3 separate regions of the Mus musculus genome follow, and regions 1 and 3 are each linked to region 2. A link is a loop called in an ENCODE intact Hi-C map of the cell type or tissue named here. Cell type or tissue: gastrocnemius. All regions are shown on one strand. Each heading gives the region's core, and the rest is flanking DNA. Links, peaks and the distances in the headings are about the cores only.

Region 1 (7,892 bases), core at 1,496-6,495, 550 kb after region 2:
TTATTTGAAGATATTGGCTGGGTGAATACCTGAAGATGTTTTTGTCATTTTGTCTGGAAGAGCCGAATAAGGGCTGTAGAGTTACACTGACTAGCGGTTACCGAAAGGTTCCAAGGGTAGTTCTGGTAATATTCAGCCTGTCTCCTAGGCATTTAGGAGCACTAGTCATCCTCCCAGGTAAACCGCAATGTGCCCGTATAACTTTGACTTATGTGCAGGCATGCAGGATTCACATTCATTGCCAGCCTGAATCTTAACACAGAGTCTAGAAACAACTCAGGTATATCCCCAATCCCTGCACTTTGAGGAAGTCATCTTGTCTCTGTACTTCACTTTTTTCTTTCGATATTCCAGCCCTTGCCTTGTTAGAGTAAAGCAGGAAAGACTGTACAATCTGTGCGTCCATAACCAGAATCGGACTCTGGTATTTCTATTTGATCTATAAATAAGTGATTATAAATTATAGGCAATTATGGAATATAACTTTATCAGAAAGCTAGAATAAGCTACACGGAAACCATTTGGGGTGAGTCTTCCTGAGAACAGCCTGGAGCGCCTGTTCACTAGACCCAAGGCAGAGGAAACTTCAGGGTTGGTAGTCTGCTGGGGGTGGTGTCTGGCTGGCAGCAGGGAGAGGTGGAGGGACTGCATTCCAGTACAAGGTGGTAATCTCTGCTAAGGGAGCTACAGAGGCCTATGCTTTGTGACTTACTCAGTAGGTGGGAAATACCCATTGTTTAACACTCTTCGTACAATGACTAAGTATGATATAGCTTCCCACTTTACCTTGTAGAACTTTATTTGAAAATCTTAGGGAAAAACGTAATTTTCTCCAATTTCAGGAGAGGTTAGATAATGCTACATTACAGACTCTATCAGGGAATAGCAGTCTGTTCTTTAAAAAAAAAATACTTGGAAATTTCTTAACTAAATTTCAACATACCATTGGTATTTATACAAGAGACACTTAACCTGTTAGCATCACATGGCTGGAGAATTTCCTTCTTTTACCCACATACTGTATCCTTTTCACTTGAGAGGCCCTTATAATATGGTTTTCTTTTTATAGCTATACTGCAGCTTATATTTCCTGATTGAGGGGCTACAATATATCCCTAAAATTAAAGGTAAAGTAGGATGCAGGATAGGTAGGAGGACAAACTCAGCTGTTGTCTATATGTACATGGTGTAACTGTAACAGACACCATTCCAAAGAGGAAAAGAGCCACCAGGTACTTAAAATGGAGAAACAATTAGCCTTTTAAAATCCAATATTTTATTTGGTAGTTTTGCTGACTAAATGGCTTTAGTGCTCTGTTTGAATGTATCTTTGTGAATTGTGTGACAGCATGCTATTATTGAAATAAGTATCTCTAATACTATTTATGATCTGCATATCAAACAGCCTTTGTTTTGACAGATACACACACACATATATATGATATGTAAACACAGATAATAATGTGTATATAAATATATGTATATACACATAGTTTCTCTGTATTTGGGAAAGATAAATGGCAATACAAATAGTCTCCATAACATATGTTTGAAATGAATGACGATCTACAAAATGCAACTTAGAAAATTCCTATGAACTTGAATCATTCATATTCTCCTTAATTTCCATAATCTAACAGTAAGAACAAATCTTCACAGAACAAATCTTATTTCTCAGTCATCCCAGGTAAGATTGACAAATGGATACAATTGAAAATGTGGCTTTTTGAGTATTCTAAAGGCTTTCACAGGGGACAAGCTGTGGTTTTCTGACAGGGGGGACAGGAGCACAGCTTGCAGAGAACCAAACCCAAACTGCAAAGAAGAGCCTTATTAAGTAGGTCTGCCTGTCCAATGCCTGCTCACTCACAGCATGTCTCAGCATTTATCAGGCAGGATTGCAAACTAATCAGACTTAGCATCATTATAGAAAAGGAAGCTCTGTAGAGGAGCCTCAGAAACAGTGGTTGGATTATCTGAGTAACGTAATCGTTTCAGTTGATGAAATCATAAAAGTGAAGTGAATCTGGAAGAAATGAGTATTTTGCAACCAAGAAAGGAAACTGAAAATAAAGGTAAAGAAGGAAGTTAGAAGGAGGAAGAGGAGGAGGAGTGGGGCGGGGAGGAAAATAAACCTACGTAGTAGTCTCTTGGCTTTTGGGGTCAATACAGAAGCTAAAGGACATTGGAAAGGTTTTATTTTTTTAAATTCTAGCTTAACAATCTGAACATACTTCATTACTTACTGTAGTAGAAACAGTCTTCAGGCTAGGTCCAGCAATTCTGTAGCCTCTTTTTCTTATTAGATTCTTTTACTCACCTTCCATGGGAGTGTTGCTGTCTGGGCGATTTGCAAAGACCACATCCACGTATTCCAGTTGCAGCCTCTGGAGGGAGCCTTTCAGTCCTAGCAGCAGAAGCAGAAAACAGAATATAACCAAAGGCCCAAGAAGTCCAAATAGGACCACACTTAGAAAGTGCTTGAGTTTGATTTCTTTCAAGAATTTACTTAAAAACAAACACTGAGTTAATTACAAGAGTCCTCTTGAACAGGGCACAGCAAGACGATAGCAGCAATTGCTTACCTTCAGAAACATCAGTTGGAGTTATTTCCATATGACTAACCTTCACAAGAGTTAAACCAGAAGAAAGATGATAGTGTCTGGGTTTTAGTATAATAATGGAAAATGATGTTTGAGCAAGCCGGAGGGAAACCCTCCAAATCCAAGAATCAAACAGCCTAGAGAACCACAGAGGCTCTCACCATTCCCAGTGCTCCTAATACAGTTCTTTATGCTATGGTGACCCACAACCATAAGATTATTTTTTCACTGTTATAAATTGTAACCTAAATATCTGTGTTTTCCGATGGCCTTAGGCGACCCCTGTAAAAGGGTCACTTGGATCAAAGGTTGAGAGCAAATGGCCTAGAGAGAGACACTTTTTGGGAGGGGAGGGAGACTTGAACCAACCTCTCACTAGGGTGAAATTCAGTACTGAGTAGACTCCTCCACCCTGCCCTTGCTCCCAGGCTAATCTTCACAGAGAGTCTCTGGATCCACCCCAGAGCTAGGCAAGCATCTCTGACATTGGTGAGCTGGACCCGGGTTCTCACTTACACAATTGCTAACTCAGCCAGTATACCAGTTCTAAAGGTTGTAGCATCAGGTATGACACTACTTAACACCAATCTTGTTAGCCAAGGGATTACCTCCACTATTCACCTTCAATCTCAGGCAGCAAGTTCAAAGACATTTTATTTGCAAGTAACGTATGATGGAAAGAGGTATAGAACTTTTACTTGAAACTCAGTGCTGGGGCTGTAGATTCTTCCCATGAACAACACCCATGCAGAAAAGCCTGGATGTCACATAAAATTCCAGTTTGCATTGCCTGTACCTGGCTGCAGTGGTGTCCAGCCAAAGGGACGACATCACCAGACAGGCCATGGAAACATAGTTACACTGGACTCAGGAACCTAAGGGCTCCAGAGAGGCACCCAAACCTGGCCTTTTGAGCTGCATCCCTTGTGGTAAGGCTCAGGGCTGCTTAGAACCCTGTTGTTCCTGACTGCAGGCTAGTGATTGTAGATGAGGTGTTCGGTCCTGAGATTGGATCACCTTATCTAGGCAGTCCCCTAATCTACCACATACAGCGGTACCAATTGCAACAAACCTAAGCTAGGGATAGCAGAATAGCAGCACTAGTTTTGAATTTACTGGGACTAGCGCCCTCTAGTGTTGCAACCGTGGGCAATAAATACAGGCTCCAGAACGACCTTCTTAGAATTCCCAGGCCAGGCACCATTAAAGCCAAGTAGTGACAGCTGGAATACACGCCGAATGCTTCAGTGCATGGATGCTGTCAGATACTAACAAGCATCGAGAGCTTCCAGGGAGCTGAGATGTCAAAAGCCGATGATGAGGTGGTGGATATGTTGGCCTCTTGGACAAGAATTCAAAACAGTTATTTGATGGAAAGTCGTGAACTTCAAGAAGATACAGAGAAGCTGAGCATGGTGACACATGGCTGTACTTCCAGCACTAAGTATGTTGAGGCAGGAGGATTGCAACTTAGAAGCTTGTCTGAGTTAATGAGATCCTGTTTTGTGTAATGGTCAAGCAAGAGTTGGAGAAATAGTCTTTCTCAAGAAAGAACACACCAATTGGTTATCTAATACCAAATGGACAGCCCTGAAAATGTACATAAAAGTAACATTATGTAGGTTGTATTTATGAATGTAAGACTATATATATGTGTATGTGCATGTGTCTGTGTGTTTGTGTATGTGTGTGTATGTATGCATGTATGTGTATGTGTGCGTGTGTGTCTGTGTCTGTATGTCTGTGTATGTGTTTGTGTATCTATGTCTGTGTATGTGTGTCTCTGTGTGTGTATATGTATATACATATATATGTGTGTATATGTATATATGTGTATGTTTGTGTGTGTCTGTATGTCTGTGTATATCCATGTATATATGTGTGTGTCCATGTGTATATGTATGCATGCATGTGTCTCTGTGTGTATGTGTGCATGTATGTATGTATGTGTGTATGTATATATTTGTGACAACAAATAATGAAAAATAGAAGCCATGCATTTGGAAGAAAGCAAGGAAAGATGTATAGGAGGGTTTGAAGGGAGGAAAGGGTAGGAGGAAGTGACATAATTATAATCTCAAAAAATATGTATATGTACATGTATATGTATATGTATGCCAGAACTGGTCCAGGGGTGGATAATACATTAGAAATAACCTACTGAAACATGATCCTTAAAAGCACAAGAGAATCTGGGTGGTGGTGGTGGGAGCACACCCTTTTTCCAGCACTTGAGATGTAGAAGCAGACAAATATCTAAGTTCAAGGCCAGCCTGGTCTACAGAGGGAGCTCCAGGACAGCCAGGGCTACACAGACAAACCCTGTCTTGAAAATGAGAAATAAAAGCAGACAACAACCATAACAACAACAAAATAAAATCTCTGGAGAAACAATTGAGTAATCACCAGGAAACCTTGCTACAGAAAGTAAAATCATTTTTAGAACCTGTAACAACTCCTGGAGCTGAAATGCAGAGCAGATGAAGAGGGAACTGACAGCATCCACAGAGAATCCACCTAACAGCAGGGGCAGTGAACTTGAAGTCAAGATATTTGAATATATCCAGGAGGAAGAAAGTGAAAAGGAATGAGGAAAGCTCGCAGGGTCTCAGAACATCATGAAAAGAAGAGATACTCAGGTTTGGGGTTTCAGTGAGGGTTTCGGAATCCTAGAGTTAAACATTTACTAAAAGTAACAAGGGGATGGAAAGATGGCTTCGGCAGCTAATAAGTCTTTTCTTCTCTACCAGGGACCCCAGTTCAATTCCTAGCAGAGTTGGGTGGCATCTATAGCCTGTAACTCTAGCTCCTTTCTGACCTTGACTCTTCTTCCCTGCACATGTGGCATCTACTCACACAGACACAAATACATATGCATAAATTTTAAGAGATAAAACTTATAAAAATATAATAACATGCTGAGAAAAAGTGACAGTCTAGTGCTCAGGCCTGAACAGGACATCTCTACCTCCTCTCTGATGCTCCAGGATCGTTATAGACAGAAGGGTCAGAAAGTATACAAGAGCCGGAAAGGCTGTGAAAGGCTAATTTCTGGGTATGCCACGATCAATGCAACTGTGATTTCCCAGCAGCTGAGGCTGTCTTGTATAACACTCGCCTTGACATCAGTTAAACATGGATAAGGGAGGGGCTCGTGGGCCCTACCCCTCCCTACTGAACTATTGGCTACTAGTGGACTCTGGGAGAGGCTCAGCCATTATATTTCATTGTATACCCATGTGTGACTCACACATTATCCCATGACTGCCTTAGTGAAACTCAGGGTGTCACAAAACAAAACAAAACAAAACAAAACAAAAGGACCAGAATTTGAGAAAGCGACTTGCAGCTAGAAGGGAGTTAGACAGAGGAAGAGGAAGATGGGAGAGGAGGAAGAGAGAGTAACCCGAATGTATTATGCAATGCATTCGTATAAAATGCGTTATCAAAGAACACATTTAATAAATAAAGTATATTAAAAACTGGTTTTATAGGAATAAGCATGATTCACACATAGGTTTGTATATACATAAAAATGTATGACGATATTAATGTATTTCCTAAAAAAGATAGTAACAAAAAGCTTTCCAAACCTAGAGAGAGAACCAAATACCCAGATGGAGGAAAGTCAAAGGTAACAGATGTGATTTAACCAAATCTACCCCAAGTTGACATGTTATAATCAGGTCTCAAAAGTTAAAAGAAGAGAATTGTGAAAATAGCAAGAGAAGAAGGAATGGAGGGAGGATGTGTAAGAGGAGGAAGTGGAAGGATAGGAAGGGCTGATATTGGGTTGTAAAGTGAATACATGATAATAGTAATAGTAATAACTAATAATTAATAATAATGGCTGGTGTACTCAGCAAAGCAAGCTTTCAGAGGAGGAGACAAAAGGATATTTCTAAATAGAAGCGAAGGGAATTCTTGCCACTTAGACTCAGTCTAGAATAAATCCTAAGGGGAATTCTTGCGAGCACAAGACATTGTTGAGTAAACAAAACACTGGAAGCGGGCAGTGAGTTTTCAGACAGATGTGGTGTCTTCTAATACTTTAACTATGGCACTCCAAATATCTTTAGTATGAGGATTAAAAATCAAAAAATTTGAAAATGACTACACTGCTATTTTAAGAAATAGGCAATAGAAAAAGATGAAATGAAACATTAGAAATTAAAATATATGACAGAATACAGTGCATGTATTGAGGTTTTCTTTATTTTTAATATTTATGATCAAAATTAAGTTGCCATATTTTCAAAATAACTTGTACTAAATAATCTTTTTGTATATTTAATATTAAGTACAAAGAGAAAACCTACGGTTACACCATAACAAAAAATAAAGAATCGCTGGGCGTGGTGGCGCACGCCTTTAATCCTAGCACTTGGGAGGCAGAGGCAGGCAGATTTCTGAGTTTGAGGCCAGCCTGGTCTACAGAGTGAGTTCAAGGACAGCCAGGACTACACAAGAGAAACCCTGTCCCGAAACAAACAGACAAACGAAACAACCAAAAAAAAAAAAAAAAAAAAAAAAAAGAACCAGACAACACTACTAGAAAAACTCACAACCAAAAACACTGAGAGAGGAAGAAATGAGGAGCTAAAACAATATAGAAAACAAGTAACATCATAAAAAACAATATAACACCCATCATGATGGGTGAGTCCTTTCCCATCAATAACTATTTTAAATATAACTGGATGGAATTCTGCAATACAGATATACATAATGAAGAAAAGTATTTGTCCAATATACATCTGACTAAGGACTGATATCAAGAACATTGAAGAGACTCAATAGCAAATCATTATCTACCACCACTGTAATCATCTTTGTCATGATTCAATTATGTAATGGTAAATAGGCTGAAATATATATTGCCTCAAATAAATGAAAAAAAATGTGATTATCTATCTATCTATCTGACTATCTATCTATCTATCTATCTATCTATCTATCTATCTATCTATCTTATAAGGTCATGCATATTATATTCAGCCACTAGAACATTATATCCTATCATTTATGACAACATAATATACGGAAAGCAAAACATTATTCTTTTTTAATTTTAATTTTTACTATTTTCTTTATTTACATTTCAAATGTTTTCCCCTTTCCTAGTTTCCCCTCTGAAAATCCCCTATCCCCTTCTCCCCTTCCCCTGCTCCCCAACCCACCCACTCCTGCTTCCTGTCCTAGTATTCTTATACTGGGGCATCAAGCCTTCACAGGACCATATGCAGACCATTCCTCTGCCACATATGCAGCTAGAGCCATGAGTCCCAC
Region 2 (7,892 bases), core at 1,658-6,657:
TCACAAAATGCTAGGGTCTGGGTGCTTTATAATGAAATAAGTTGATTTATCTCATAGCTTGAGAGGTTCAAGAACTTAGTACCCACATTAGCACATGAGGAACCACATCGACAAGCATCCGTTTTGACAGTTCCTGGAAGGCAGACGACTCCATCAGCTCGTGCGCCCTGCTGTCTAGTATAGCACCATGTTAGGACACCGTTACTGGAATAGAGCGATGGTTATTCTCCAGAATGAGGATGCTAGGATCTGGTATCTAGTTCCACACTCACGCACTGTGCTTGAAGCATCTGGGAGAAGCCTCCATTGGTTACCTGGGCAATTCATCATTTTAAACACTGACCTACAGAGGTAGCCTGAAGGGCTGCAAAGCCCTCAGAATCTGATGCTGCCCCTCAGTTAGCGTTTGAAGGTCGGCACTTCTATAATCGGACTTGACATCATTTCAGACTGTAACCTTGGAGTTGAAATAGCTCAGGCATCACAAACACTCATTTTTAGAGAAAGCTTGAAAGAAAATATGACGGCGTCCATAGGAACAAGCTCAATGGACGTCTTTAGGCACAAACCGCAAGTGAGGAAAGCTAGGGCCGGAAGGCAGGGGCTCACTGGAAGGCTATTGGCAGAACATACAGGCGTGAACCACATTGGCGATCTGCCTGTTCTATCACCCAACATTGCTTCTTTTCCTAGTGCACACCTGCCTGTAACAAACAGTTTCCAAAACAGCTTAACTACACTTGCCCATGACCCTTCCCTGGCCTTTCTCCACAGAGCAGGCAGGGCAGTCTTTCTGAAACACACATTGCATCTTACTGCCTGTCTCACCGTGTCCTGTGTACAGCCTGGTACATCCCAGTACCGTCTTTGCTGTCTACCTCTGGTTACACTTTTGTCTTTCATGGCCTTGAGGACACAGGTCCTGCCACTCCAGAGGATAAACATGGTTTTCGGGACCTCGTTAATCCTATTGCTTTTCCAGATTTCATCTTACTCACTCCTCAAAGACTTTCCCGGCTTCCCCTATTAAATCAGTCCACCCTCCTCCACACACCACACACACATTCATTCACACGTTGGGATGTTATGTTAATTTGTGTGCCTATTTGACCAAGATTGTTTTTTCTATTTTGTAAGTCCGAGGAAGGCAAGAGCCATGGGGGTCTTTGATGACTCTGTGTTCTGTACATAGTATGGCCTGGTAAAAAGCGGGCACTTCATCGATAGATGCTGAAGTAATGAATTTCATGTGATGTTGATGACACATAGAGGAGCAGTAAAAATGCAGAGTCAGTGAAAGTTTAATGGAATTGTCCTGGTTAGATTTTTGGGAAGAGAAACATCAGTTTAGGAAATGCCTTCATCTGTAGGCAAGTCGGTAGGGCATTTTCTTGACTGATGATTGATGTGGGAGGGCCAGCTCACCGTGGCAGTACCATCTCTAAGCAGGTGGTCCTGGGGTTTATAAGAAAGCTAAGAAAGCCAGGGAGAGCAAGCCAGTTAGCAGCACTTCTGCAAAGCTTCTGCTCCACTCCTGCCTCCACTTTCCTGCCTCCACGTTCCTGCCTCCACGTTCCTGCCTTGATTTCCTGTCCTGACTTCCCTTGTGAAGGATGTGTGGTGATTTGGAAGTGAAATCAACTAAATCTTTTTTTCCTGGAGTTACTTATTTTATTGTCACTGCCTTCTTCTCCTCCTTCTCCTCTTCTTCTTCCTCCTCCTCATGCTCCTCTTCATGCTCCTCCTCCTCTCCTTCCTCTTCTTCCTCCTCCTCTTCCTCTTCCTCCTCTTCTCTTCCTCTTCCTCCTCTTCTCTTCCTCTTCTCTTTCTCTTCCTCTTCTCTTCCTCTTCTATCATACCAATTGAAAGTATAACTGGGACCTGGAAGGCTGTGGTAGTTTCAATGGGAACGGCCTCATGGACTCATATCTTTGAATATATCGTGCCCAGTTGGTAGACTTGTTTGGGGAAGAATTGGGAGATGCACCCTTGACAGAAGAGGTGTGTCACTAGGGACAGCTTTGAGGTTTCAAAAAAACCCAGGGCCATCCTAAGCCTATCTCTTTTTCTGCCTGCTACCTACCTATGGATCAGAATGTGAGCTCTCAGCTCCTGCTCCACAGCCTGCCTGCCTGCCTGCCTGCCTGCCTGCCTGCCTGCCTGCCTGTCTGCCTGACTGCTTGCCTGCCTGCCTGCCTGCTGCCTGCTGCCTGCCTGCCTGACTGCCTGACTGCCTGACTGCCTGACTGCCTGACTGCCTGACTGCCTGCCCGCCTGCCTGCCTGACTGCCTGACTGCCTGACTGCTTGCCTGCCTGCCTGCCTGCCTGCCTGCCCGCCTGCCTGCCTGACTGCCTGACTGCCTGACTGCTTGCCTGCCTGCCTGCCTGCCTGCCTGCCTGCCTGCCTGCCTGCCTGCCTGCCTGACTGCTTGCCTGCCTGCCTGCCATGCTCCCTACCTTGACACTCATGGACTCTAACCCGCTGTAACTGTAAGCCTCAAATAAAAATGCTTTCATTAATAAGTGGCCTCAGTCATGGCATTTTACCCGGGCAATGGGAAAGTAACTAAGACATGGGGTAACTAGAAGAACACCGCACTAAAGCAGCAGTGGGAGGTCTGTAAGCAGAGGTTAAGTTCAAGATGTGAAGAAGGAACCACATTTACAGTTAGGAAAAAAACTCCCATTAGCTGAGGCCACAAGAGCCTTAGGGCAAACCAAGGCTTCCAGGCCAACTCCAGAGTCATCATCTCTGCTTTTGACCTCCACCTCCTGACCAAGCTCACCAGGCCTCCACACATGGAGACTGCAGTACTCCCTGAAGGGTAGAAAGGACTGAGTGGGAGCATGCTATCCGGGACCCCTTTCTCAGGGCACCCGGCTTTCACATTACTGCCATCTGCAGAGCCCTGGGTGACTGCCATTGCTGTTCCTGCCCCTGTTGGTATGGCATGGCACCCAGCAGAGGGGGATTTAATTTCCTCCAAGTGTGGAAGATTTTTCAGGTGGCCTCTGATGGGACAATAATCAGCTGGCCTCCCCCCTCCCTTTATGTCCCACTTCTCCTAGATTGCCATCTCTCTCAGAAGTTTTGTAATGGCAAATACTCTTTTCTTATCTGTTAAAATATCTTACATCTAAAAGTATGGTGGTGGCTAATTGGCCTCCATTCCCAATTCCGTTTCTCAAGGAGGCCTGAGAGGACTAGCGAAGATGACCATTCACCCAATTTGGGCATCAGTGAGAGAGGAACACAACACCTCAGGCCCAGGAAACAGGCCATCTTGTCCGGGCTCTGTGCAGGCATCCTCCTGCATTGGATGTCTCACTATCAAGCTAGCACTGACTCCACCCTCTCTGCATTAATTCTTGTCATGAGCCAGAAGCCTCGAATATCAATCTTGTTTTTCTTCTTCCAGCATTTCCGATACCAATAATAACACCATTACCCTTAAGTATGAGTCTGTATACCCGACACAGAGTGCTTTGGGGTCATTGAAATGCTCATCCGTCCTTTCTAGGTCTTTCATATCTGGGAATCAGCAATGCAGAAAATGGGATTCAAGAAGAAAACAAAAACCAAAGTGAGGCTTGAAATGAGCGAAGCAGTGCGGAGGGCTGGCACGAGCCGACTGCCACCAGAGCAGGGAGAGCATGCAGGTCGGCTAAGGGAGCGCACCGCGAAACTGGCCAGCCCCTTAGCAACATCCGCATAGCTGACACAGAACACTCTGACTTGGGGAGGGATGAAAATACCGGGTGACATCAGAGGCTCCGAGCACAGCCAGGGCATTCTAGAGGTGTGTGGTGTCAGGACGGCCTGTGCTGGCCTCATTTATCTACCTGAGTCATTTGAACAAAGCACTCGCTGGCTTAGCTTTGTTGTGACTAGAATTTGGAACCAATCCCCTGGCTCTGCCCCCATGGGTTTTGCTACTGCAGCGCAGCGTGGGTATGTAGGAACACAGACCGAATCCTGTGGCAATCAAGGATAGACTGTTCCTTCTCTGGGCCACAGGCTTCCCTAGGAAGGAGCCTTGGCCAAGTGTTTGTGTGTCTCCAGAACCAAGTGTCTGGCAACCAGCAGGTTTCTCGTGAATAAATGACAAATCCCAGAGACACATTCTGGGAAACGCAGGGCTTTTGTGGTGGCAGCATGCTCAACAGCACAGCACTGTGCTGTGGGACTCTTTAGTTTGTGGGACTCTAAGAATAATTTTCACGTCCTGGGAAAAGTGTCTGGCGCTGATTGCACATGCGAAAGTGTCGTGACGTGGGGATTAGGGTTGTCACAGGCAGACTGAAGGCCTTAGAAAAAGCACACCAAAATGGAGGTATTCATTCTAGGGAGGCTGCAGAATACTCAATGAGCTGGCGTTCTTCTCCTCCGAGTGAAGAAGAGGCCATGCTTGAAAACGGGGCTGTAGAAGGAAGGTCTCAAGAAGCCTTACTTCAGATTCCGTTCAGACACCCTCAGCGAACTCCCACATATTCCTCACCTTTCCACTAGGGGGCAGACAGAGGACGGAGAACATCCCAGGCAGGAGGCCGGTCCCTCACAAGGCAATCAGCCTCACACCAACACACTAGGCTGTTTGTGCTATGCAAAAGGCGAGGCTAAGCCTCTCTCTTCCGGCCTGTCACAGTCTCATTGATACTGCATGGTTTGCCTGTGACATCAGACACCGAAAAGTATGACAACCAAACTGTACGGTTCAAGGTGAATGTCAATAAATAGAATAAAAGGGGAGGAGGGGGGGAAGGAAGAAAAAAAAAGAAAGATCCCTGATGTTTTTCTTACCACACATGGTTTGGGGGGATCCTTCATTATCCAGAGTATTCATGATGTATCTGAATTCAGTGACTTCTCACAATGAGAAGATAACTGGAAAACTGCATACGACCTCTCTCTTGACCTCTTTCTATTTACAACAGCAACGTGGTTTCTATCCAAGTCACTGTTTCCTTCTGAGAGCCCATTCCACAGGCCTCTGTGTATCAACACACAGAAGGAAATATTCCAAGGGATATATTTTTTTTAATAACTCCCACATGCCTTAAAAAGTCATTTCCTCCTAAGACATTCAGGGCAATCGGGGCCCCTTAATTGGCTTAATTTTTATTCTTAATCCTCAAGGGTCGAGGAAAAAACAACACGACTATCTTCCTGTTCCTATTACCCTTTCATAAACTGTTGAGCACACAGGCTTGCCTCTAAAAGAAACCACAGTGAGCCTAAAGGAATAAGCATTTGTCAGGCCAGACCCCAGACTGGAAGATCACTGCAGGTGTGAGTCACTCATGGGAACTCTGAGGGTCTGAAAGCCACTCTCCCACTTGCAGAGGTGAGGGCGGCGTTGGCTTAGAACTGGCTCCGTGTTTGCTAGCATTAATAGAAATGTCTGTCAAAACAACGTTTTGTGACTTTTAATGAATTGCATCTTTAATTGTGCTGAGAAAAAAGTAAGCAAATGACGTGAGTGAGCTTACTTACAAGGGAAGGGTCAGCCTGTGTCTAGAACGTGGGTTTCCTGTGGAACGAGAATTCTTGTGCAAATCACTTCAAGCCATCCCTGATTTTTTTTTTTTTTTGAATGCTCTCCCTGATTTCACGCTGATAGCATCACAGCTCAGAAGATCCTATGAAGACAGCCTGACATCAAGCTGCTTTCTTGGTTGGCAAAATGATCTTAAGAATTACCTAAAAATGTGCTGTTTCTAAATGATTTGTTCATCTAAAGTCATTTGATTTTCAATTAAAATAAAATAAACAGGCTTGGCTATATTTGGACACAGATGTTGCTGTGGCTTCCAGATTCCTTTGTTTAAAGGTGACAAGATGCGTGGAGAAGACATTCATCTGATTGGGTATTCAGGCTTACAAAGAAAGTAATTACAGGGCCAGAGAGAGGACTCACCCCCCCCCCCCCTTCATCTAAATTCCCTTCCACATATCAACATAGTTTGACCTTGATGGTTTTAAATGTAAAAGACACTGATGTAATTCAAATAAAGCAATTTTTCAAATACCCCAAGGAATCCGGGATCAGAGATGACAGGCCTGAAGGATGAAAACCTGAGGGGCTAACGGATTCTCCAGTCCTCACGGTAGATGTGTCTTCCCTTCCTATTGAACTAAGATATTTTTGTCTTCTTTCCAGGGAACATTTGTTTGCCCAGTCCTCTGGAAAACGCCCAAATGCTGGCTTCCCCTTCCCCTCCCTCTCTCTTGCTCCCTCTCTCCCCCCTCCCTTTCTCTCTCTCTAAGCCCTTCTGGTTTTTGTGAGTCTTCCCACTAACATTTGCACCAAGGCAGCCTCTGTGGTCAGTGAGGTGACCTCCAACCTTCCTCGCCTTTCTCCGAGGGCAGAGGCCCTCCCTTCTGCCCTGACAAAGCACTTTCAGTCAACTCTTGGGTTTCTTCATGGTTGATTAAACTGTCTGTGTTTATTCAGGACCCTTCTCCTCTTTCTGTGTCCGGCCGCTGACCTTTCTGTTGCTTCATTGTCAGAGGAGAGAGCTCACGGGGCAGTCAGTCCCAATGCTTGTTAGCAGCCCTGGAAAGCAGCTCGGCCACTGGAATTCCTAGCACATCTTCAAAGCCAGTGGCTTTTCACCTAGGTAGCTGCTGTTGCTGGATGAAGCTTGTGAGTAAGGGAGGGTTGCTGGTTCTCCTGGAACCGAATGGATACTGATCGTCTTGTCATTGATGTCCTCGAGGCTTCCTTCCTGCAGTGTGAAGTTCTGAATGATGATTGATCAGACTTTTGTTGCTTGGAAAGAGAAATGAACAAGAAAGCACAGCTCAGAGAGTTTTGTTGAGTAGCCAAAGACCAGCCAGGAAGGATGCTTTGAGCCAGAACTCCCTGCCTGACGCCTGCTCCTTACCCATCCATGGAAATTCTTGTCAGTAGGATGGCTGACCCCTGTTGTGACCCTGCCCTGGGCTCCTGGGCAAGCTCAGGTCGGTCCCAGCAGGGCCATCAGCTGACTAAGGTCCAATCTCCATGTGGTTCCACCACATGGGAGCTTTCCTTCTTTTTCTAAACATTGTGACGGGCACCTGCTGTACCTCTCTCTCCAAAAGGTGTTTTTGTATTCTGCTTCTTTGTGTTTGAATTGCATCATCCTGGCTTGGCTGCTAGCACTCAGAGAGTGGGAATATGCTGTCTTTATCTTCCTGTGCCTGGAAGCACGGGTTGAATATTTTAGTGAGAGTAAGAGGATAATGGAGGTGCGTATGGACGCTCGCCCAGCCTTTCTCTTATATTCCTTTAATGCCACCTAGTCCCCTGGGATAACCTGACTCCCCCCCACCCCCCCATTGTCCCTCATCATGCTCAGCTCCTGGCGTGCACAGGGCTTGAGCCTTTACTTCTTATTTAGTGTCTACATCACCTTTCTACCTCTGCCCAGTCATGGCTGCCCATCTGAGATGGGCGACTTTCAGGGGACTGGGATTCCACTTAATGCTTTTTGTCACTGGAAGTGACACAGAGAGGCTAGATACCCGGTGGACTTCAGACTTGTCAAAGGGAGTCACTAGGACTGAATTATTATTATTATTATTATTATTATTACTATTACTATTGTTATTGACTTCAGGCTGGCCTCAAACTTTGCATGTAAGTCCAGCATTGTGTCAGACCCCTGGTTTTCCTGCTTCTGATTTTCCAGTGCTGGGATCACAGACAAGTACTGCTATCATTCCTGGCTACTACATTAAGTGTTGATGGCTGAGGACTCCGTGCAGGTTTTCAGGTTGTTCTTGCTCTGTTCTGCTTATTTCTGTTTAGTCAGCGACAGCTGGGCTGGTGAGAGGCTAAGACACGCTCTAGGCAAGGCTTCTTAAACTTCAGCTCTTTGACAATGGCAATCCGTGCTGCCTAAG
Region 3 (7,892 bases), core at 1,496-6,495, 130 kb before region 2:
AGTCACTGTCCACTTACAGAGTAGGATCCTGGGGGAGGTTGGGAGGAGGGACGGTGAGAGGAAGGGAAGGGGGTGTGCGAAAGCTTCCTCTTTGTCCAGAAATGAATGTGTGGTATCGTAAAAGAATGTCAGACGACTGATAAACAACTCTTGGGGCCAATGGTAACGGCCTCAGCAGGAATCAAGGAGGATAAGTTACTTTAGTTTTGTGAACGCTAATCACTGGGTTTCAGGAAATTATTGACATTTAACCAGATGGAGCTTTACAAAATGGCTTAATGAGTGGGAGGTGGAAAGGGGATATGCCACCACATGTGGGTGGATGATGGAGGACGGAGGACAGCTTTGGGGGCCCAGGTCTCTCCTTCCGTGTGGGTTCTAGGAATCAGGTGAAGGCTTTCATGCCCGGTGCTCTACTCACCGAGCCCTCTTACCAGCCCTATTACTCTGTCATAGTTTATTTAGTAACAATAAGTTCACAAGCCACGGTGGTCACATCCACTCGCAGCAGTTCACCAGACACTGCTACTTTGTGTGATAATCCTGGCAAGGCAAATGCTTGTTCTTTTAGTTCAATCATAATTATGAATATTAACTCTCAGATGGCATGCTACACATCATGCATACATACATACATACATACATACATACATAATACATACAGTATGTACTTATACATACTGTATAGCATATATGTATACATACTATATAGCATGTATATATGTATGTGTGTATACATACTGTATAGTATCAATGTATACATACTGGATAGTATGGATATGTATATGTATACATACTGGATAGTAAATATATTGAGGGTAAGGGACCTACAGAATGGTTATAGAGGGTTAGAAGGCAAGCTTCAAGGAGTCCTGTCTTAGAAACCAAATCTGAAAAACTGATATGAATTCAAAAGCTTCCTTATTGGTGACAAACCAGGCTGGAGAAGCCACTGTGGTCACAGCGTCTGGACTGCAGCTGCACAACTGAGGGGGACACAGAGAAGACTGGGTCCAGATTCAGGAATGGGTCGAGAGGTGGCCAGGCCCAGACAGGTAAACAAGGGCACAGGTGGATGACAATTGAGTAAACTGTGTCAAGAGGAGGGACTGAAGGCCAGGCATGGTGACACACACCTTTAACCCCAGCACTTGGGAGACAGAGACAGGTGGATCTCTGAGAGTTAGAGAGCAGCCTGGTCAGCATAGCAAGTTCTGTGACACCCAGGAGACACATAGAGACCGTGTCTTTAAAGGGGGAGGGGACTGAGTGGCACTGGGGCCCTGAGACAGCCAGGAGTCCTCTCCCTATCATCCTTGCTACATACTGTAGACACTTGGGAGTCAGATGACAGGATGGGCTGTTGTCATCACAGTGTGAAGTGTCTACCTTTTCATGGGATCTAGATGAGGAAGTTATACCCTTCCTCTCTTTGAGGGTGAGCCTGGCAAGTCCTTGGGCCTGTTTCCTGACAGGATTTCAATGCTCCCATGTGTCTCAGCTCACCATAAAAAATTTATATTAAAGCACTCTTTATTTAAGACCTACTTTGTTTGTACACACACACACACACACACACACACACACACACACAGGTATCCCAGGAGGCCACAAGAGGGCATAAGATACCCTGGAACTACAGCTGTAGCCAGTTATCTACCTGATGTGGGAGCTGATATCTGAATCAGTGTGCTCCAAGAGCAGTGAATGTTCTTAACCACTGAGCCATCTCTCCAACCCCGTAGTGTGGCATTCTTTCTACTCCCAGGAATAAGTCACTCGTTGGTCTGTGTTGCCTGGGTGGAGCCACATAGATGGCATGGTTTACACGTGTTTCTGAGGCTGCAGTCATCCTTCTCCCTCAAAAATGGGCTCAAGCACTCCTTGTAGAATGGAGTCTCTCAAAGCAAGGCAAGTCCAAAAACAAAACTAAACAAACAAATAAACATAAAACAAAAAAAAAACAATTTTACACAATATGGAGTAATTTGGAGCAGACACAGCCTAATCCCAACAATGTGGTCAGTATCTCTTTGGTGAGCATGCAATTTAACTGCTTCATGCCTCAAAGTTGAACAGTATCACTGGGCAGTGGTGGCACACACCTTAAATCCCAATACTTGAGAGGCAGAGTCAGGCAGATCTCTGTGAGTTCTAGGCCAGCCTGGCCTACAGAGCGATTTCTAGGACAGCCAGGGCTACACAGAGGAAAAAAAAATGTAATCAGAGCAGCATCTCTCTCCTCTGTCATTATATTGTTGAAAAGATGGGATGAGTCAGAGTGGCCTGGTATTGTGTGTGTTGGCTTCTGCTCTCACTCCATCACGGTTGCTGTCACACTAACCTGCTGTCCACAGTGTGCAGCTAACTGGCATGTTTCTCATGCACTTCAAGCTCTTGAGACTGCAGCTTGCTCTTTAAAGCTGTGTTCACCAATGTGCAGAATTGTGTTCATGGACTATTTACGTTAATTTACTAGACACATACCCTATAGCAAAATATCTACTGGTGCTACAAGATGTTCTGTTAGTCGGTTATATGAGCAGATGCTCCCCGAACAAAAGCTGGGATTATGCACATCTCAAGCTGTTAAGGGCTTTCTGTGGTGAAAAATATTTCAATTCCACTTTACTCAAGAGTGGGGACAACCATCTTATTCATGACTCAAAGACAGTTGGCAAATTAACCTTTAAACAAAAGAAAAAGAAGACACCAAAATCATTCTGAGGACTAATGGCTACTTACTAGATAACACTTAAGTTATGTAGCAGGTCATAGCTCGAATTTTGTCTATTTAAAACCTTAATCGGTTTACACTTGGCCCAAGCCCTCGTGATTCACACACGGCATGATATTTCGACACTGTGGGGACTCTCAGGGAGTTGGCTGGGCTGAGACAGAAATATTCACAGCAGGTTCTACAGCTACCAACAAAATCTGTTTGGAGTCCTGTGAAGAGAAAAGCGTTTTAAATGTCTGTCTGAAATCTTTAGATTCTTTTGGGGTTTTGTTTTGTTTTTCTTTGCTTTCTTACTAAATGGCTGGGGCTGGAGAGATAGCTCAGCAGTTCAGAGCACTTATCTCGAGAATGGAGGTTTGAATCTTAGCATCCACATTGTGGCTGGCAGCCACTTGTAACTTTTTGTCCAAGGGCATTTGATACCCTCCTCTGGCTTCTTCGGGCCCCAGGCACGCACATGATGCACCGACATACGTGTAGGCAAAGTACTTATACACATAAAACAAAATAAAAATAAATTTTTATTATTAAATTAATTAAATAATAAATTAAGCTGAATGACTGAGACTTGGGTCACGTGGAGTCTTAATAACCCAGCAGTGCTATTCCCTAACGACTTGTCTCAGCTGTGGCTACGTTTGAGCCGCTCTCATTTTATTGGGTCCAGCAATTTAATCATATCTGCCAATTTCCCTTTGGTTCATTCCTAGGAAAGGTCGGCTCTGGACTACTGAAACAACACAGTTCAAAGGAAGCAGGAACACACTACAATCCTCCTTCAGTGACAAGGCAGTTGTGAAGGAAGAAGAGGCTTGCCTTTCCCCACACAAAAGAATAATAAGATAATCTTCTGTCTCACAGGAATATTTTTCAGATAGCCACTGAGTTAAATGAAGCTAGCCACAGTGTCATGGGCTTGTCATCCCAACATGCAAGAGGCACATGGGTGGCAAATTTCAGGCTAACCTGAACTACATGCACATAAAGACTTTGCCTCAAAACAAAAGATAAAATTAAATAGATGCTAAAATAAATGAAAGTGTAGATGTCACAGAGTAGAGATGATTCTTTAAGAGAGAGAGAGAGGGAGGGAGGGAGAGAGAGAGAGAGAGAGAGAGAGAGAGAGAGATGGGGTTTCTCTGTGTAGCCCTGTTTGTCCTAGAACTCACTCTGTAAACCAGGCTGGCTTCCAACTTAGAGATTCCCCCTGCCTCTGCTGCATCACAAGTGCTGGGAATAAAGGCCTGGGCTACCCAATGAGATTGGATTTGGTTGGGGGTTGGGATTTAGAAACAGTCTCACTATATAGCCCATGTTGACCTGGAACTTGCTTGGCATTCTCCTGCCTCCATCTCCTAGTGCTGGTTTAACAGGCTGGTGACACCACACTTATGTCTCATGATACTCTTCTACTTGGGAAGATTGTTCACAGAGACACCACAAACATAGATAACAATGTTTTCTAGTTCTTCCAAGTTTAGACTTCTGTCTGATTCAAAGCCAGTGATGCTAAATTCATATTGGCCACTAGATGGTGCGAGTATGTTACATACTAAGTTGTCTTAACCAGCGGAGCATTTATTTACATGAAAAAATAAGACTTATTTAATACACTTATGGTGCCTCTAAAGAAAAATACTGAGCCAGACGGTGGTGGTACATGTCTTTAATCCCAGGACTTGGGAGGCAGAGGCAGGAGGATCTCTGAGTTCAAGGCCAGCCTGATCTATAGAGTGAGTTCTAGGATAGCTAAGGCTACACAGAGAAACCCCATCTCAAAAACACTCACACACAAACAAACAAAAACTGATTAATAACAAGATAAAGAGTTGAACACAAGCTTTAATTTCTGCCCTACCCCAACCTAAAAGGAAAGGAAAAGTTATAAATGAATACTGTGCCCTGTACAGCCTCGGTACAGCCACATACAGAAACACTGGGGCTTTTGCAAGAAGCTACGGCAGGATGTTTTATGCAGAAATTAGGAAGTAACTCATTATGGAAGACCTGGCTTCCAGAGCACAGGTCTCTAATCTAGGAGGGAGGGAAAGAGTGGAGGAGACTAGTGGAGCTACTCAGTGAGGCACAGTACTCACAGTTCTATAAGGATGAAAGGAGGCTGTTGACAGAGGGATTGCCAGGGAGGAACGGAACGGAACAAAAGGCAGCTGCAAATTCTGCTTGTTGCTACAACCTTACAATGGATATTATGATCCTCTTAGAAATTATAGATGTGTGTTAGTGATAGATTCATTAGTTTTTTAAATTTTGTGTTTTTGTTTGTTTGTTTGTTTGTTTGTTTTTCTTTTGTTTTGATTTTCATTTGAGATAGGGTCTTTCTACATAGTAATATATATCTACATAGTAGATATATATATCCTGGAATTCACTAAGTAGATCAGGTTGGTCTCTACTCACAAAGATCCTCCTGCCTTTGCCTCCTGAGTGCTAGGGTTAAACAAAGGTCTACACCACCATGCCCAGCTAAACTAGGCATCTTTGAGAAACAAGATCATATTTGACCCTTGATAGACTCTTGAGTCTAAATCTTTTAATACTATACTTTTGGAGGCCGGTGGAAAAAAATTAAATGGGGACTATATTTTTTAAATATTGTGGCAACATTAAATTTCTTAGAAATTATAAACATGTTGTAGCTAGTATATTTATAATTGCCAACAACTGGGGCTAGAGAAATGGCTTAATGGTTAAGAGCACTGACTGCTCTTCTAGAGGTCCTGAGTTTAATTCCTGGCAACCACATGGCTGCTCACAACCACCTGTAATGGGACCGATGCGCTCTTCTGGCGTGTCTGAAGACAGCTACAGTGTACACATACATGTAAAATAAATAAAATCTAAAAAACATTGCCAGAAGCTTTCTTTTTTAAAAATATTTATTTATTTATTTATTTATATGCATATGAGTGATCTGTCTTCATACATTCCAGAAGAGGGCAAAGGACTGCATTACAGATGGTTGTGAGCCACCATGTGGTTGCTGGGAATTGAACTCAGGACCTCTGGAAGAGCAGCCAGTGCTCTTAACTGCTGAGCCATCTCTCCAGACCCTGGCAGCAACTTTCTACTCCAAATAATGAGTTTACTGCTGAAACATAACTTCTATGAAAACTCCCACTAAGTCAAAGCTGGAAGTGAAAAGGGCTCTCATCAGTTTCACCATTACTGGGGACACTGATATGAAGACGTTCACCATTACTAGACATCTGATGGACAGCTATAGAAATCTGAGATCAGCAGATGTGTGGCTAGCACTGAAGCCCCAGCACACAGAAACCTCATCCCAACCATTTTATAACAGGTGATCTCATGCTGACTGTGTTTTCCTGCCTGCTGGCATAGGTAGATTTGAAACTGGAATCTCTAAGAATGTGTAGACCTGTGTCAACACCATTTTGGCTTATGCACTGGGTATGAAACAATTAAGTACCAACGTAAACAACATGAATTCCTCAGAGTCACCTTTCATCCACAGGACATGAGGAAATCGTTCATGAAGTCAGAGCCTGACAAGGAAGCTCGATAAGACTTTGACACGATAGTTTTTGTGCCAGTTTCTAGTTGGAACAGTGACAACGTGATGAAGCTAAATGTCAATATGCCTTGTCTCCAGAGCTGGAAATTCACCCATAAAGATGGCAGTGCCAGTGGATGCCCACTGCAAAAAGCCTTGGATTACATTCTACCAACAACTTGCCTAGCTGTTAAAGCCTTTGAATCTGTATTTACAAATACAGTTATTTAAAAATTACTGGTATCCATATAGTCCCAGTAGACCACGTGGTGATCAGTATTTCCAAACAGCACGGTGGTTACCTTTGTTCCAATTAATGTCACAAGTGAAGTCTGTTGAAATGCACTGTAAAGCTTTGGGTGAAGGTCTTGAGAACAAATATGCTTCAGTGTCAAGAAAGTGTCTCTAAAAGATGTTCACCATGCAATGTTACTAGCATTGCTAGCAGCAGGGAGCGGACACAGGCCCACACTATCACCCACAGAAGCCTGAGGAATTCCCTTAATCTTTTACGAACCTCAGTTCAAGTAAAACCAGATCCTTGGTTTCAGAAGAAAAAGTAATTTCAGGATAAGCCAGTAAGAAGCAGAGCTGGGCTTCATTTAAAAAAAAAAAAAAAAAAGCCTACTGGGAAGTGGTGTACAAACTTCTAATCCCAGCACTTGAGATCCAGTGGAAGGCAGATCTCTGAGTTCGAGGCCAGCCTGGTCTACAGAGTGAGTTCCAGGGCAGTCAGGGCTGCACAGGGAAACCCTTCCAAAAGAAAGAGGGAAAGAAAGAAAGAAAGAAAGAAAGAAAGAAAGAAAGAAAGAAAGAAAGAAAGAAAGAAAGAAAGAGAGAAAGAGAGGAGAGAGAGAGAGAGAAGTCATTGCAGGAAAAAATAAAACATACCCAAAAGCACGCTTGTGGGGTTCTCAAGAAAGATTTGTAGTTTATTAAAGACCTTTAAATTCTTTATAACATCTTCATTTATGTGCTTTGTTCATATGGGTGAACATACTAACCATGGTTTGCACCTACAGCTCTCTCCTTCCAACATGTGGGTCCCAGATATCAAATTCAGGTCAGCATACTTGCCAGTAGGTGACTTTACAATTGAGGAACTTTTCCAGTCCATTTTTAAAAACAGGTTCTCAGGATATAGCCCTTGCTGGCCTAAAACTCAATATGCACAAAAGGTTGGCTCCAATTTACAGATCTGCCCATCCCTGCCTCCTAGGTATTAAAAGGAGAGAAGCTTGGGGGAAGACTAAGGTATATACCCAAGTATGGGTCTGGTTAGCAAGGACGGTCACAGTTAAGTATCTTAGCCTCTCATACATAGTGGTAGCTTTCAAAGGGTTGCTAGGAAACTTGATTTTCCTTGTTTTGTCTTTCAGATAAATGATATTATAGGGTAGCTCTGGTAGTGACTTAGATAGGATTATTATAATTTGATAACAGAAAATCAGGAGTCACTGGGGTTTCATAAAGTAAAAGAATATGTACTATAAATAATCTGATGAGGTTCCAAGAACGTTGACCACTTCCAGCTGGGAAAGGAGAAAGGCTGTAGCAAGCGTTGTTAATTCTGTCGGGATTCTTGATTCTCAGCTTGTGAGAAGCCTCTGAGAAGAA

Evidence for each region. Hi-C counts contacts between places; a loop is a spot of excess contacts. Peaks named below come from ENCODE experiments on the same cell type or tissue, not always from the same donor. Only the 100,000 strongest peaks of a DNase experiment are listed, where the experiment ranks them.
Region 1: it touches region 2 in a loop (5-fold over the local background); 10 of 42 quality-filtered maps call a loop at or near these places.
Region 3: a loop joins it to region 2, with 3 times the contacts of the local background. A loop is called at or near these places in 6 of 42 quality-filtered maps.

What each region holds. Positions count from the first base shown.
Region 1 is chr3:65,313,934-65,321,825 of GRCm38, reverse strand. Kcnab1 (potassium voltage-gated channel, shaker-related subfamily, beta member 1) reads right to left here. Exons shown (of 14, transcript NM_010597.5): 8 at 2,321-2,407. Among named protein-coding and RNA genes, the nearest start is that of A330015K06Rik, 15 kb to the right of the region's middle. In gastrocnemius, for the core only: CTCF peaks have their summits at 2,384, 3,744 (motif pointing left) and 4,910; DNase peaks (open chromatin) are centred at 2,381 and 3,769.
Region 2 is chr3:65,860,123-65,868,014 of GRCm38, reverse strand. No RefSeq gene overlaps it. Among named protein-coding and RNA genes, the nearest start is that of Gm35039, 64 kb to the left of the region's middle. In gastrocnemius, for the core only: a CTCF peak has its summit at 4,502 (motif pointing right); DNase peaks (open chromatin) are centred at 2,889, 3,881, 4,523 and 6,201; H3K4me3 peaks cover 658 bases; H3K27ac peaks cover 2,725 bases.
Region 3 is chr3:65,987,564-65,995,455 of GRCm38, reverse strand. It overlaps the pseudogene Gm19024. Among named protein-coding and RNA genes, the nearest start is that of Ccnl1, 33 kb to the right of the region's middle. In gastrocnemius, for the core only: a CTCF peak has its summit at 4,263 (motif pointing right); DNase peaks (open chromatin) are centred at 2,890 and 4,198; H3K4me3 peaks cover 560 bases; H3K27ac peaks cover 212 bases.